Regions from separate parts of the Mus musculus genome. Here region 2 is linked to region 1. Evidence: chromatin loops called from intact Hi-C (ENCODE). Cell type or tissue: left cerebral cortex. All regions are shown on one strand. Links, peaks and the distances in the headings refer to the core of each region. The heading gives the core; the rest is flanking DNA. Region 1 has its middle 3.9 kb from the start of Zfp78. Region 2 overlaps Zfp667 (zinc finger protein 667).

Evidence for each region. Hi-C counts contacts between places; a loop is a spot of excess contacts. Peaks named below come from ENCODE experiments on the same cell type or tissue, not always from the same donor. Only the 100,000 strongest peaks of a DNase experiment are listed, where the experiment ranks them.
Region 2: it touches region 1 in a loop (5-fold over the local background); 2 of 42 quality-filtered maps call a loop at or near these places.

Annotation. Positions count from the first base shown.
Region 1 is chr7:6,355,806-6,362,925 of GRCm38, forward strand. It overlaps a transcript of Zfp78 not described here. Among named protein-coding and RNA genes, the nearest start is that of Zfp78, 3.9 kb to the right of the region's middle. In left cerebral cortex, for the core only: a CTCF peak has its summit at 3,563 (motif pointing right); DNase peaks (open chromatin) are centred at 3,583 and 3,939.
Region 2 is chr7:6,307,779-6,314,898 of GRCm38, forward strand. Zfp667 (zinc finger protein 667) reads left to right here. Exons shown (of 5, transcript NM_001024928.2): 5 at 1-105. It also overlaps a transcript of Zfp583 not described here. Among named protein-coding and RNA genes, the nearest start is that of Zfp583, 19 kb to the right of the region's middle. In left cerebral cortex, for the core only: no CTCF peak of the experiment used is centred there; a DNase peak (open chromatin) is centred at 2,525.

The sequences.
Region 1 (7,120 bases), core at 1,001-6,000:
ATCCACTGAGCAACTCTCTGGCCTTTTTAATAATTACAAACACATTTTTTAACATCCAGAGCAATGGTTTTCAGGTTTTGAATATATGCTTGTATATGAAAACCCGAATGAATACCCAAACACTAAATAAAGGAATCAGAATTACAAAACAGCCATGCATGGTGGTGCATGCTTGTAATCTTAGCTCTTCAGAAACTGAGGCAGGAGGATTGCTTCAAGTCAGGGCCACATCAGCTACCACTGCATCCTCAAAGTGATACTCCACCCAGTCCCACATTTAGCTTTGCACTCTCTAACCACAATACACTTGATTTTTCTCATATGATTCCTAGTTTTGTTGTATTTTAAAGATCTTAATTGTGTTTTATTACCTGTGAACAAGACTAGATGGCAGAGACCTCAGCGACTGATGAGTACCGAAGAGGGAAAGAGATACAGGCTCCTGTCATGTTCATGTTAAATGGACATTCCAACACACCTTTAATTCTTATAAAAATCAGTTTATTGGGGAACAATCATCATTAGCATCTATGATAAAGAACAGTGCCAGCACCAGAAAGTCCCTGAAGTGTCCTTGAAATGCTATTTTCTCTTTCTCCTTTGTATTAGTTTGCCTTCTATTGATGTGATAAAGATCAAGACCAAACACAACGCAGGGAGTAAAGGGTTAATTTCACCTTGCAGCTTACAGTCTACCAGGAATGGGACTCAGCCTTGGAACTCAAGGCCAGAATTGGCGCTAAGACCATGAAGACTTTTGCTTCCTGGTTTGCTCAGATTTTGTTGCTATTGTTGTTTTGTTTGTTTTCCAACAGAGGACCATCTGCTCAAGTAAAGCGCCACTCACAGCTGAGCTCTCCAACGTCAGTCATTTAAAAAAAAGAAAGAAAGAAATCCCCAGGGCTGTAGAGACGGTCAGCAGTTAAGAGCACTGGCTACACACGTGGCAGGTCACAACTGTCGTAACTCCAGTTCCAGGGCACCGGACACGGACACCCACACCCAGACATACAAATAGGCAATACACCAATACACGTAAAATAAAAAAAAATAATCATTTTTAAAATGCCCCATGCAGGTACTTGTCCACCAACTGATCTAATGGAGATTACTCCCTCAGTTAAGGGTTCCTCTTCCCAGAGGATTCTAGCTTGTGTCCAGTGGAAAACAATCGAGCCGGCACACCCTTTGGATCTTGGGTAGCTAGTTTATGAAGTTATGCCACAACCTTAGGTTCTTCCTTCCTTGCCATTTTACCACAGCACCATGATTCCCAAAGTCGTGCCAAGTTTTCTGTGCCCAGTCCCCAATATTTTCTGACTTGTGTCTTCATGGTTTTGGTTTGGTTTGGTTTGGTTGTTATTATTGTTCTTCCAGACAGGGTTTCTTTATGTAGCTGTCCTGTAAGTAGCTCTGTAGATCAGGCTGGCCTCAGACACACAGATCTGTCTGCTTCTGCTTCTTGAGTCCTGGGATTAAATGTACGTGCCACCACTGCCCAGCTTTGTCTTCACAACTTAAAAAAAGATCTTTTTGGTCTTTTCTCCCCTTCTCTCATATATTACATCCCAACTGTAGTTTCCCCTCTCTCCCTTCCTCTCCCCTCCCTTCAGTATCTTCCTCCCATCTCTCCTCTCCCCCAGACTCCCAACCTCACCCCTGCCTCCCTTCCAAAAAGAGCAGGCCTCCCAGGGACATCAACCAAACGGGGCATAACAAACTACAATAAGACCAGGCACATGCCAGCACATCAAGGCTGGATGAGGCAACTCAGAAGGAGGTGAAGGGTCCTTCCTATAAGCATGAAAACGGAGACAGGCCCTGCTGACACTGTAAGGAGTTCTGCTCAGCCATAACATATGCAGACCCTAGGTCAGATCCTACAGACTCGCTGATTTCCAAGAGACCCACAAGTCCATGACTTCGTGCCTTGTGTTCTTGTGTCGCTAACCCCTCTGGTTTCCCTTCCTCTTTCTCCACATGACTCCCAAGCTCCTTCTAAGGTTTGGCTGGAGGACTCTGCCTCTGTTCCCGTCATTTGCTGGATAGAGTCTCGCTGGTCTCTTTGATGCAGTTTTGCTAGTCTTAGAACAGTCCGCAGGCAGGGCAGATCGTAGGTTGAAGGTTTTGTGGTTGAATTGGTGTTCTAGTCCCAACCAACCTTGCCTGGTTACAGAAGATGGCTAGCTCAGCCCCATGTTCCCCATTGCTAGGAGTGAGAAGGATTTTATATGTTGACACACCAGCTGATGTTTGCTGTTACCTCAGTGTAACTGCTTTGTAAGAACCAGCAATGGTTGCCTCCATTTCTCTGTTGCTGAATATTTACATTGCTTAAAAAAAAAAATTCTGCTGAGCATCTTACCCATCCATGTTTTGGTGAGGACTGGGGAGTTACATCCACAGGAATGTCTCCAGGGTGGAGATCTCACAGTAGATACCTGGATCATGCATCATCATTCACTGCAGCCAAGCTTGAGAACTGTTGCTGGGTCTGGACAGCAGCCACTCTCCAGCTGCCACCAGCTGTTAGTTAGAATATCACCGAATTGGACTCAGTACTTAGGGAGACTTCTGGCTAGAAACTGCATTGAACCGGTGGCCTTTTAGGAGTCCACAAAAAGGATATTTCCCACCATCCTTTCCAGTAGAATTAGGATTGGTCTGGAAGCCAGGCCTACTGAGTACACAAATACACTATTATTAGTGGCTTAAGGAGCCCCTTCTTTTCAAGGCATTGAGTCTGGGGTAACTTGTCCCAGAAGTGAATGTCTAGCTGGGGGAAGCATGTGAGAAAATTTTGGCTTAACAGAGCAACATCTCTGGCTGGATTGATGAATCAGTGGTGAAGAGCACTGGCTGCTCTTTCAGAGGACCCTGGTTCAATTCCCAGCAACCACATGGCAGGTCAGAATTTAACTCCAGTTCCAGGGGATCCAACACCCTTAAGAGAGCAACATCTTAGTAGTAGGACCCAAACTATCCCATGTTTTGAAAACAGATTGGCTGAGTGTGGTAGTGTGTAACCCAAGAGCAGCACCGTGGCCTAGAACTTCCGGGTAACAATATTCCACCAAAATAAAATAAAATAAAATAAAATAAAATAAAATGGGGGCTGGCAAGCGGGTAAGAACACTGACTGCTCTTCCAAAGATCCTGAGTTCAAATCCCAGCTACCACATGGTGACTCAAAACCACCCGTAATGAGATCTGAAACCCTTTTGGGGTGGGTCTGAAGTCAGCTACAGTGTACTTATAATAATAAATAATCTTTGGGTCAGAGCGAGCAGGGACTGAGGGAACGGAGTGGACCGAAGGGAGAGGGACCGAGCAGGGCCTAGTGGGGCAGAGTGGGGTTGAATGGAGCGAGCAGAGGTATCCGAAATTCAATTCCCAACAACCACACGAAGGCTCACGACCATCTGTACAGCTACAGTGCACTCACATAAATAAATAAATAAATAAATAAATAAATAAATAAATAAATAAATAAATAAGCCTTTAAACATAAATAATGAATGAATAAATGAATAAATAAAATAAAGGTGTAGTTGAACACTCTTACCAGCAGGTGGCACTAGAGTACCGTGAAACATCCTTTCATACCTTGGTGCTTTTAAAGGTTATTAAACACCCTTTCCTCTCTCCTTGTGTCAACTCCAGATTGAGTCCATATCTTCTGATCCTTTGTGTACAGGAATATAGTAATTTTTTTTTGGTTGAGACAGACTCTCACTATGTAGCTAAGGCTGGAATTTCAGGTAAGCACCATCCCTGATATTTTTCCCCCTTTATCCAATCCAAGGCCTTCCCAGTTTCAGGATTTAGCACTGAGCTGCCTCTGCAACTTCAATAAGACATTGAACCCAGTGCAATTTACCTTCTTCCCCTACAACATGGTTTTCGTGTGTCAGCTGAATTCTGGCATCCTCACCCCCACTGTAGAAACAGCAACCCAAGGAGCTTAATACTGAAAAGACGGAGTTAGCCAGAGCCAGGCCTACCCTAACAGGCTTTAAACTGACTCTGCAAAGTCCACACCTGCATTCCATCTCGATGTATGCTGGATCCATGCATGCAGGATTTCTGCAGAATAAACACTCTTTGACATTGCATTCTATTTGGGTCTTTGCAAGTCATGGACCCTTACAATACATCTACCCTTTACCTCAGTTGCAGGATTAGACCATGTTGTTCTCTGTCTAGGAACACAAAAAAGTACAGAAAGTCAGAACAGGTGTCTAGATAGTGAGACCAACAAGGAGGCCTGTATCCATCTATCTCTCTCTATATCCATACCTATCCACCTACCATCTGCCTCTCCATCTATCAGTAACTCATGTCTATTTGTCTATTCATCTACCATATATTCTTCACTCTGCTACCACCCATCTATTTTTTTTCATTATTTCCATGAGTGGAAAAATAGCCTTTTGTTATTTATAAGGCCATTTCAGTCACAAATGAGTTTCTGTTGATGAAGTCATTACATGTTTTGTTTTGCAAATTTATGTTTTCTTTACTTCTACACCTCCAGTTTCTGGAAGCTAAAAGTGTTTTTTGAAAGAGGATTTCATTCTAGCTGAGGCTGGCCTGGAACTCACTATGAAACCAAGGCTGGTTTTGAATTTGTGGCAATTCTCCTGCCTCAGCTGAGTGCTGAGGTAGCAGGAATCAGCAGCTACACTCAACATGGTTCGTTAAGGAGGGTTTTCCTCAATGGGGGAGTTGAGAACTCTTTAGGGGGGGTCAGCCCACCCTTCCACAGGGGTTGCATATCAGACATCCTGCATATCAGAAACTTACATTACAATTTATAATAGTAGCAAAATCACAGTTATGAAGTAGCAATGGAAATAATTTTATAGGTGGGGGTCATCACCACAGGAGGAAATGTATTAAAGGGTTGCAGCATTAGGAAGGCTGAGAACCACTGTGGTAAGGTACTTTACATGACTGCAGGGGAGCCACCCAAGTGCTAAGACAGCTGTAACTCACAGTTTTATCTTTGGAGTGTGTGTGTGGGGGGAGGGAGGCGAGGGTGTGTGTATGGAGGCATGGGGTGGATAAAGGTAACATTGATTAACAGTAGCCCATGACTTAACCAATCATACCTACCTAATAAAGCCTCAGCTTGGCCCGCCCCGCCCCGCCCCGCCCCGCCCCGCCCCGCCCCCAGTCCCTGCCTCTGCCTCCAAGCAATGCAAGGCTTTCAGAAAGACCAAGAAGAATACAGCCATGTGCTAGGGGAGTGACACACTTCAACCCTGTGGGGAGAGAAACTCCAATTCTTACTTACTTCTGCACTTTGTCTTCAACTTGTTCATTTGTGTCCTTTAAAGTCTCCTATAAACAACAACAACAACAACAACAACAACAAGAGAATCCTGTGTTTTCCTGATATCTTTCACGCTAGCAAATGAATAGAACTCAAGAAGCACAGGTGGTAGAAACTTCAGCTTAGAGTCAGAAACACAGGTAAAACAACTGAAGTTTGGGAGTTCCATCTCAAACAGTGGGGAGTTTTGTAGGGCCAAGCCTTCAATTCCAGGTACTGTCAAAACTGAATTGATGACAACTAGCAGATATCTTTTATGGAATAGGTTTTCAAAGATGTTGAAATGTTATCTGAAGAAATCAGGAAATGTATGACACACCCTCCCTACTTTATATTTCTTTATAGCCCCCCATTTGTCAGGTCTGCTTTATCTGTGGAAATTAAGATCCAAGAAGCCAGGGAACTGTCTTTGCTTCTTCTCTCTCTTCATCCACATGGCCTCGTTTTATTTGTTTCAGCTTTTAATACAACTATCGATTTCTTGGTTCTTCAATGCAGGGTTAATTTCTAGTTTGGCAAAAGGCAGAAAAAAAAATCTGACTCTTGGGGTTGGGGATTTAGCTCAGTGGTAAAGTGCTTGCCTAGCAAGCCCAAGGCCCTGGGTTCGGTCCTCAGCTCCGGAAAAAGGAAAAAAAAAAGAAAAAAAAAGAAAAAAAATCTGACTCTTATATTTTGGTTCCTATGACATTGTCGTATTTGCTGCTTCCAACATTATGACATTCCCATTTTGTAGGTGAAACATATGCTGGTTTGCTGATCCCAGAGGTGATCAACATGAGTGGGAGGGAGGAGACAATCAGATGTAGAATAGTGGCTGTTTTTATTGTAGCAAAGCTTTCCCGCAAAGATCAAACTTCCAAGCCTTGCGTCGTGGGGGCTCACACCATTGATTTCAATTTGGAAGAAAACGAATGGATACAGAAAGATCAAGAGTTACCCATTTCGGAGGTTAGTCTGGGCTAACCACCTCAAATCTCCCTCTACAAAAATTATAATCTCAAAAACTAACAATAAAGATCGAGCTTGGTTAAGTAAGGGACAGTGACATCAAGGAGGCTCACAAAAGAGTGTGAGGGAAGCCTCACGAAAGGGTGGGGAGCCTAACAAAGAGCTGGCGCAAGACTCGCCCTAACCGACACGGCTAGGAATCCTGGGCAACCCTTCTGTATAATCACGCACTCAGCCACACACTGTCACAGCTCCAATCCGTTCTGCAAACAGTCTTAAATGGTGCCTTTCTCCTCAAATTCTGCCCTTTTTCTCTGACTCCTCTGAGAAGCCGCCCCTTCTCCTTCAAGCCCCGCCCTCACCTCGGGCTGCGGGGAGAACCTCCCTACTTGCTAAGCCCTGCCCCTCATCTCAGAATGCTGTAAACCCTCCCCTTTTCTGCTTAGCGCCAGGCTCACCATGCACTACGCTGAAAACCTGCTCTTTCGCCTCAAGCCCCGCCGCCCTCTAGATTTTGCTGAGAACCCGCCCCTTCTATACTAAGTCCCGCCCTCTAGAATCTGCTGAGAACCCGCCCCTTCTTCAAGCCCCGCCTTCACCTCTGACTGTGAGGAGAACCGCCCTACTGGCTAAGCCCCGCCCCTTCAGATTGCCGAGAACCCACTCCTTCAATGCTTAGCACCGCCCTCACACGAGCCGCTGAGAACCCGCCCCTTCTCCTCCAAGCTCCGCCCTCACCTCCGGAGGCGGAGACCAACCGTTCTTGCTAAGCCCCGCCCTCACCTCGGATTCTTCTGAGAACCCGCCCCTCCTCTAATCCCTGCCCTCACCTCA
Region 2 (7,120 bases), core at 623-5,622, 48 kb before region 1:
AAAGTTTATAGGGGTTCTAATTTTGAGCACAAACATTGGGATTTGAATAGGAAATGTCCACCACCACAGGCTCACCATTCCCAGCTGGTAGGAGGCTCCAGGTGAGGCCCAACTGGAGGTGTCCCTACCCGAGAGGCAGTCGAACAGGGACTTGAGGGGCACCTGGAAGAGAGTGGGGGACAAAGAAACACAAAGAACGGACAGCAAGTCAGGAGTCCCTGGTCAAGCTGACAAATTTTTGTTTTTCCCACACAGGTTATATACTTGTAGGAGCAGGAAGGGGGTGGAGGGGCGTCGCTTTGTCTCTGGCTAATGCACCTATTCCCAGGAACAGGATATTGACTGGGTAAACAGTTCAGCAGAAAGATCAGAACAGTAAGGGTTATTAGGCACCTGTCCACAAGATTTATAGCTATTTGTTCTCCACTGACTTCAGGATCTATGTCTATTTGTACTCAGCTGGGCTAGTACTTTACTACAGAGGCCAAGACTTTGTAAGTAAGCACTTATGGCTGACAAGGCAGTTAACATTCAAACAGGGTCGCTCCCAACATGGAGGAGCTGTCATAATGTGCATGAGGTATCCTTGGGTACTATGTCTTGTCCCACCCTCTCCTTTAGAACCTTCCTTTATTTCCTTTTTAAAGATTTATTTATTTATTATATGTAAGCTGTTTTCAGACACTCCAGAAAAGGGCATCCGATAGTTGTGAGCCACCATGTGGTCTCTGGGATTTGAACTCAGGACCTCCGGAAGAGCAGTCAGTGTTCTTAACCACTGAGGCAACTCTCCAGCTCTCACTCCAGCCCCGCTAGCTCCAGCCCCACTTGCTGTAGCTGTCTTCAGACACCCCAGAAGAGGGGCCTCAGATCTCATTACAGATGGTTGTGAGCCACCATGTGGTTGCTGGGATTTGAAGTCAGGACCTTTGGAAGCAGTCAGTGCTCGTAACCACTGAGCCATCTCTCCAGCCCCTAAAACTTTCCTTTAAAGAGTTAAATGTTTTATCTTATTTGTGTGAGTATATCAAGCAGATGCAGGGACTTGTAGCCAAACAGTAGGCAGAGCTCAGGGAACACTATAGAAAAGGGGAGGATGGATTGTAGGAGCCAGAGGGGTGGAGGGCATGGCCCAAAGATACCAACTAAGCAGGAATCAGGGGCTCACAGAGCCTGCATGGGCCTAGTCTTACTGCTTCTTGCTTTGCTGTGTTTGGGTGAGATCCCTGAGAGGCCTATTCTTTTCTGAAGGGAAATGGAGGAATAGTGGCTCTGGGGAGCTGAGTGTGTGGGAGGGTGGGGGGGTACAGGACTGAGAGGAGTAGAGGGAGTGGAAGCTGGTGTCAGCATGTATGAGAGAAAAATAAGTAAAAAGAAAAAAGTTTAAAATTATATATATATGCCTGTGTGTATGTATGCGCACCACTCATAAGCCTGGTGCTCAGATGCCAGAGAGGCCATCAGATTCCCTGGAACTGGAGTTATGGTTGTGAGTCACCGTGTGGGTGCTGGGAACTGAACCTCTGCAATAATAAGTGCTCTCAACTGCTGAGCCATTCCTCCACCCCTCTGCCCCTTTAAGCCATTCATTCCTCCACCCCTCTGTCCCTTTAAGCCATTCCTCCATCTCTCTGCCCCTTTAAGCCATTCCTCCAACCCTCTGCCCCTTTAAGCCATTCCTCCATCTCTCTGCCCCTTTAAGCCATTCCTCCACCGCTCTGCCCCTTTAAGCCATTCCTCCATCTCTCTGCCCCTTTAAGCCATTCCTCCACCGCTCTGCCCCTTTAAGCCATTCCTCCATCCCTCTGCCCCTTTAAGCCATTCCTCCATCCCTCTGCCCCTTTAAGCCATTCCTCCATCTCTCTGCCCCTTTAAGCCAACCAGTCTATAGATTTCGATACAGCTCGAGCTAACTGGTACATTGGAGAGCTTACACCAGAACCTTCTCTATCTCTCCTTTCCCCATCTCTTTTCTGATTACCATAAGAGGGCCTGCTTTGCCCTGCTTGCCCTGCTATCACGGAATAAACCCAAAATACTTTGTTTTGCTCAGGTATTTTGTCTCAGCAATAAACATTCTAATACAGGTAAGAAAACAACCAAAGCATACAGAAGTTAAACTTGCAGGCAGGGTAAAGGCCGCTGAAATGTTACATTGTCAGATACATAGACAAAAATAAAATCACTGCAGCAAGTGTGGAGGATGGCATAGAGAAGACTCAAGGAGAAGTATGTTTTTCTGTATTTCTACACCTCTCCCTTCTGTCCAAATCTTTATGTTCTGTTAAGTCGTTTTTTCTTGGTTCTAGATCAGCAGTATCTCTAAGAGGCTGCCATCTGAGATGTATCTCAGTGGTAGTAGAGCACATGCATTCTGATTTTCATTCTGTTTGCTGAGATAAAATATTGACTAAAAACAGCTCAGAAGGAGAGTCTGTTTGCCTTACACTTCCAGGGCGCAGATCGTCATTGAGAAGTCAGGGTAGGAGCTTGGAAGGCAGAACCAGAGGCAGGCTGTTTCCTGGCTGGTTCTCAAGCTAGCTGCCGCACACACCTCAGGACAACCGGCCCAGAGAATGATGGTACCCACAGACCCCATTTTACAGTCGAAGACCATCCTCCACAGACATGCCCAGAGTCTGATCTGGGCAGTTTTTCTCAAATGCTAAGCTACAAGTCTAATGGACCTGAGTGCAATCTTGGAACTCACATGGTGAAAGGAGAGAACCAATTTCTGCAGGTTGTATACACACATGCACACGCGCACACACACACACAAAACACACTTCAATGTAATCTTTAAAAAGAATATATGAGATTGAACTACCTGAAATACACCTTAAATATGTAAATTAAATGTAAATTGGTGTTTTGTGTGTGGTGATAGTAGGGATAGTAGTATAAACACTCAAAAAGCTGAAACGTGGGAAAGGGGATAAAAAGAGTTCTAGAGTAATTGCCTAGCATGTGGTGAGGCGCTGGGTTCAATTCCAACAGGTAAAAAAGAGAGGCTATAATAGAGGGGTTAGTGTACAAGAACACATAATTCTCAATGGACATAAGTTGATTTATAGAGGTGCAAATTAAATGATGTTAAAGAGCCAACAGAAATAACCAGGATCCCTGCTTGGCTTGAGCTACCCAGATACCTTTTCTTTTTTTTTTTTTTTTTTTTTTAAAGATTTATTTATTTATATGTAAGTACACTGTAGCTGTCTTCAGACACTCCAGAAGAGGGAGTCAGATCTCATTACGGATGGTTGTGAGCCACCATGTGGTTGCTGGGATTTGAACTCCGGACCTCCGGAAGAGCAGTCGGGTGCTCTTACCCACTGAGCCATCTCACCAGCCCCCAGATACCTTTTCAAAAAAGAAAAAAAAAAAAGGTGTTTAGCTCCCTCCCGGGTGGTCAAGGTACACACATGATACACCCCTCACCAAGCTCAAGTAGAAGGACCTAGATTCAGATTTCCAGTACCTATTTAAAAGTCAGGCATGGCTGCAAACGTCTGTAACTCCAATTCTGTGAGGTAGAGACAGCTGGGTCAGGGGTTGCTTGCTGAGAAAAGGTGAATGCCAGATTCATTGAGAGACATTCTCAAAAACTAAAACAGAGCCAAGAATGTTACATTGTTACATGCCTTTAATCCCAGAACTCAGGAGGCAGAAGTAGGGGGATTTCTATGAGTTCAAAATTAGCCTGGACTACTACATAAATACCTTCTAGTCGACAAAACAAAAACAACGAAAGGGAGGAGCCTGGAGAGATGGCTCAGTGATGGAGAGCACTTGGTGCTCTTTCAAAAGACAGACTCAGTTCTAGCACCCAGATGGTGGCTCGTAGCAGTTGCAGGGGATCTGGCCTCCAAAGAAATGAGGCACACATGGTGCCCAAACATGCAGGCAAAACCACCCATACACTAACAAATACAATCAACGAGGCTGGGGAGATAACTATGGTAAAGTACTTCCCACAAAAGCCTGGCCACCTCAATTGGATCCATGAAACCTATGTTAAAATCAGATATGATAGCACCTACTGTAATCTTTACTCTTATGTATAACCTCTCATGTGTATTCTTGCTAGGGACCCTAATAAAAACCCATTGTGGTGCTGGGGAAATTTCCATCCAGCACCTTTGGCTCACAACTATCTATAACTCTAGTTCCAGGGGATCCGACACCTCTGGCTTCCTCAGGCACTAGACATACATGTAGACAAAACACCCATACACATAAAGTACATATTAAAAATGAAACAACTCATTGGTTGACCAAGTTGGACTCTGATATGATCTTTTGTTTTGACTCTGAGATGGGTAATGTCTCTCTCTCTCTGTGTGTGTGTGTGTGTGTGTGTGTGTGTGTGTGTGTGTGTGTGTCTGTTGCATCTCACTAGGAAAGTTTGTCATACTACATGGCTCTATAGAGTGGTTCCAGAAAGTTATTATTATCATCACTTGAGAGAAGCAGTGCTGTCACCATAATATTAGGTAGCTAGTGAGGTGTTAGCAGGCTTAAAGTTGTTGAGGGTGGACACATCCCTCAGTAGCAGCAACTTGTAAAACCAGAAAACAAAATGTAGGACTCTGATTATTGATCAAAACAGTGGGACTGAAGTCATATCTCTATCCTTAAGTAAAGATATGACATTCTGAATTTGCCAGAAGGGATGGTATGGTGGTTTGAATAAGTTTGCTCCCCCTCCCCCATAGATTCATGTGTTTGAATGCTTGGCCCATAAGGAGTATCACTATTATGAGTTATGGTCTTGTTGGAATAGTTGTGGACTTGTTGGAGGAATTGTCTCACTATGGAGGCGCGCTTTCAGGTCTCATATATAAACTCAAGCTATGCCTAGTGTAATAGACTTCTCCTGCCTACAAACAGGACACACTCCCCTTCTACTGCCTGTGGATCAAGAGGTAGAACTCTCAGTTCTTCTAGCACCATATCTGCCTGCACTCTGCCATGCTTCCTGCCATGATGATAACGGTCTAAATCTCTGAAACTATAAGGCAGTCCCAATTAAATATTTTCCTTTCAACAAGTTCCTTTTGATCATGGTGTCTGTTCACAGCAATAAAAGCCTAAGACAGTTGGTAAGGAACAAGGGTTTATATACCATTACTTCTTTCCTTAGGAGTTAACTCAAATGAGCCTATCAATCACCCAGGTTGAAAATTACTTTGGGGAAATTGTTTTAGAGACAATAGAAATATAAACAGTGCCTCGATTTCTGTGGCTTCTGTTCACTTTCACCCACAATGGTCCTTTTGGAATGCTGTAATTTGCCCTTTAACAGACACCTGCTATCCATACTTTGCTGTTTGTGTCTTGTCTGAATTCTTTCAGTGGAGATCGTATAGAATAGGATGCAAAGGGGAAGCCAGAGCTAGAGCTTGGCAACACTTAAGATGATTATTCTGGGGCCAGGGTACAATCTCTCCATCATATGAGGTTAATTCTCACCCTTTGTCAGAAAAAAAAAAGTGTGCACGTGTGTGTAGAAAGTATGTATGCACCAGAAGGAGCCTGTTTTTGGAGGCTGATGTCAGGTGATCTCAATTGTTCTCCACTTAAAAAAAAAAGATTACAGTATATATGTATTCATGATGTGAGGGGAAATGTGTGCCATGATGCTAATACGGAGGTTAGAGGACAATTGTGGGAAGTAGATTTTCTGCTACCACCTTTCCCTAGGTCCTGGAGCTTGAAGTCAGGCTTGTGCAGCAAGGGTTTTATGGGCTGAGCCATAGTGATGGTCTGCCATCTTTTCTTTTGAGAAAGATTCTCTCACCAACTTCGGATAGACTGATGAGTCAATGGGACTTGCCTGTCTGCATTTGCAGCGCTGTGCTTATGGACTGGCACAGTGCTGTACCAAGCTTTCGTGTGGGTGCTGGGAGTTATGGACTGGCACAGTGCTGTACCAAGCTTTCGTGTGGGTGCTGGGAGTCCGATCTCAGGTCCTCACACTTTGCATGGAAGGCACTTTAGTGAGCCATTTCCCAAGCCCCGTAAAAATATCGATCACACTGTTGTTCCTAGAATCCAAGGTGAGAGCAGGTTTAATAATGGAGACCTCTGGGCATCTTTCACAGGGTCTTGTGGGACTAGGTATGGAATCAATGCTTTTAAAAAGGAGCTGCTATAATTCCGAACATTGGCAATATATATTTTAACAAAATAAATTGCTATAATCCCAGACACTGGCAATATATAGTCTTTCCCTTGTGAATATGCATATAAATAGCTTATTAGTTTTATGGAATTCTCAAAGAATCAGCTTTTGGTTTGAATTTCTATTTGATTTCCATTCGTGTGTGTGTGTGTGTGTGTGTGTGTGCGCAAATGATAGGGAGTGAGAGATAGGGCCTCCCTCACACACCCATGCCTTTCTATAATCCCTGTTTTTTTTAAAAGATGTTTTAGTATGTTATGCAAGTTTGCATATAGTTTGCATGTATGTATGTGCACCACTTGCATGCATGTCAAGGAGGCCAGAAAAGGGCACCAGACACCCTGGAACTGGAGTTACAGGTGGTAGTGAGCCAACATGTGGATACTGAGAACTGAGTCCACGTCCACAGCAAGCACAAGTGCTCTTAACCATTGAGCTAGCTCTGCAAACCCTAGTGTCCACTCTTATGCCATGGACTTCATCGCGCTTCCTTTGCTAATTTGTTCCAGTGCTAACTGAAGTTGACTTGAGATCTTTTAGAGCAAGTGTGAGATACTGTTGTATTTCTAAGTACCATGTGAGCTGCATCCAGCAAATTCCGATTTTCTACGTTCACAGTTGACTCAGTTCAAAGTATTTTCTATTACCCCCTCTGATTTCTTCTTTGAACTGAGTTCCTGAAATGTGTGTTAGTTTGGTTCTAATTTGGGGCACATTTGTGTTATCTTTCTGTTATTTGCTCCTAAGTTCATTCCATTCTGGCAGAAAACATTTCACAAGACTTGAGCTCTTTTGAATTAACAGATGTAGGGCTAGAGAGATGACTCAGTGGTTAGGAATACAGCACTCCCATTTGGTGGCTCCTCAACAGGTGTTACTCCAGCTCCAGGGGATATAATGCCTTCCTTTGGTTGTACATGTACATTCACACACACT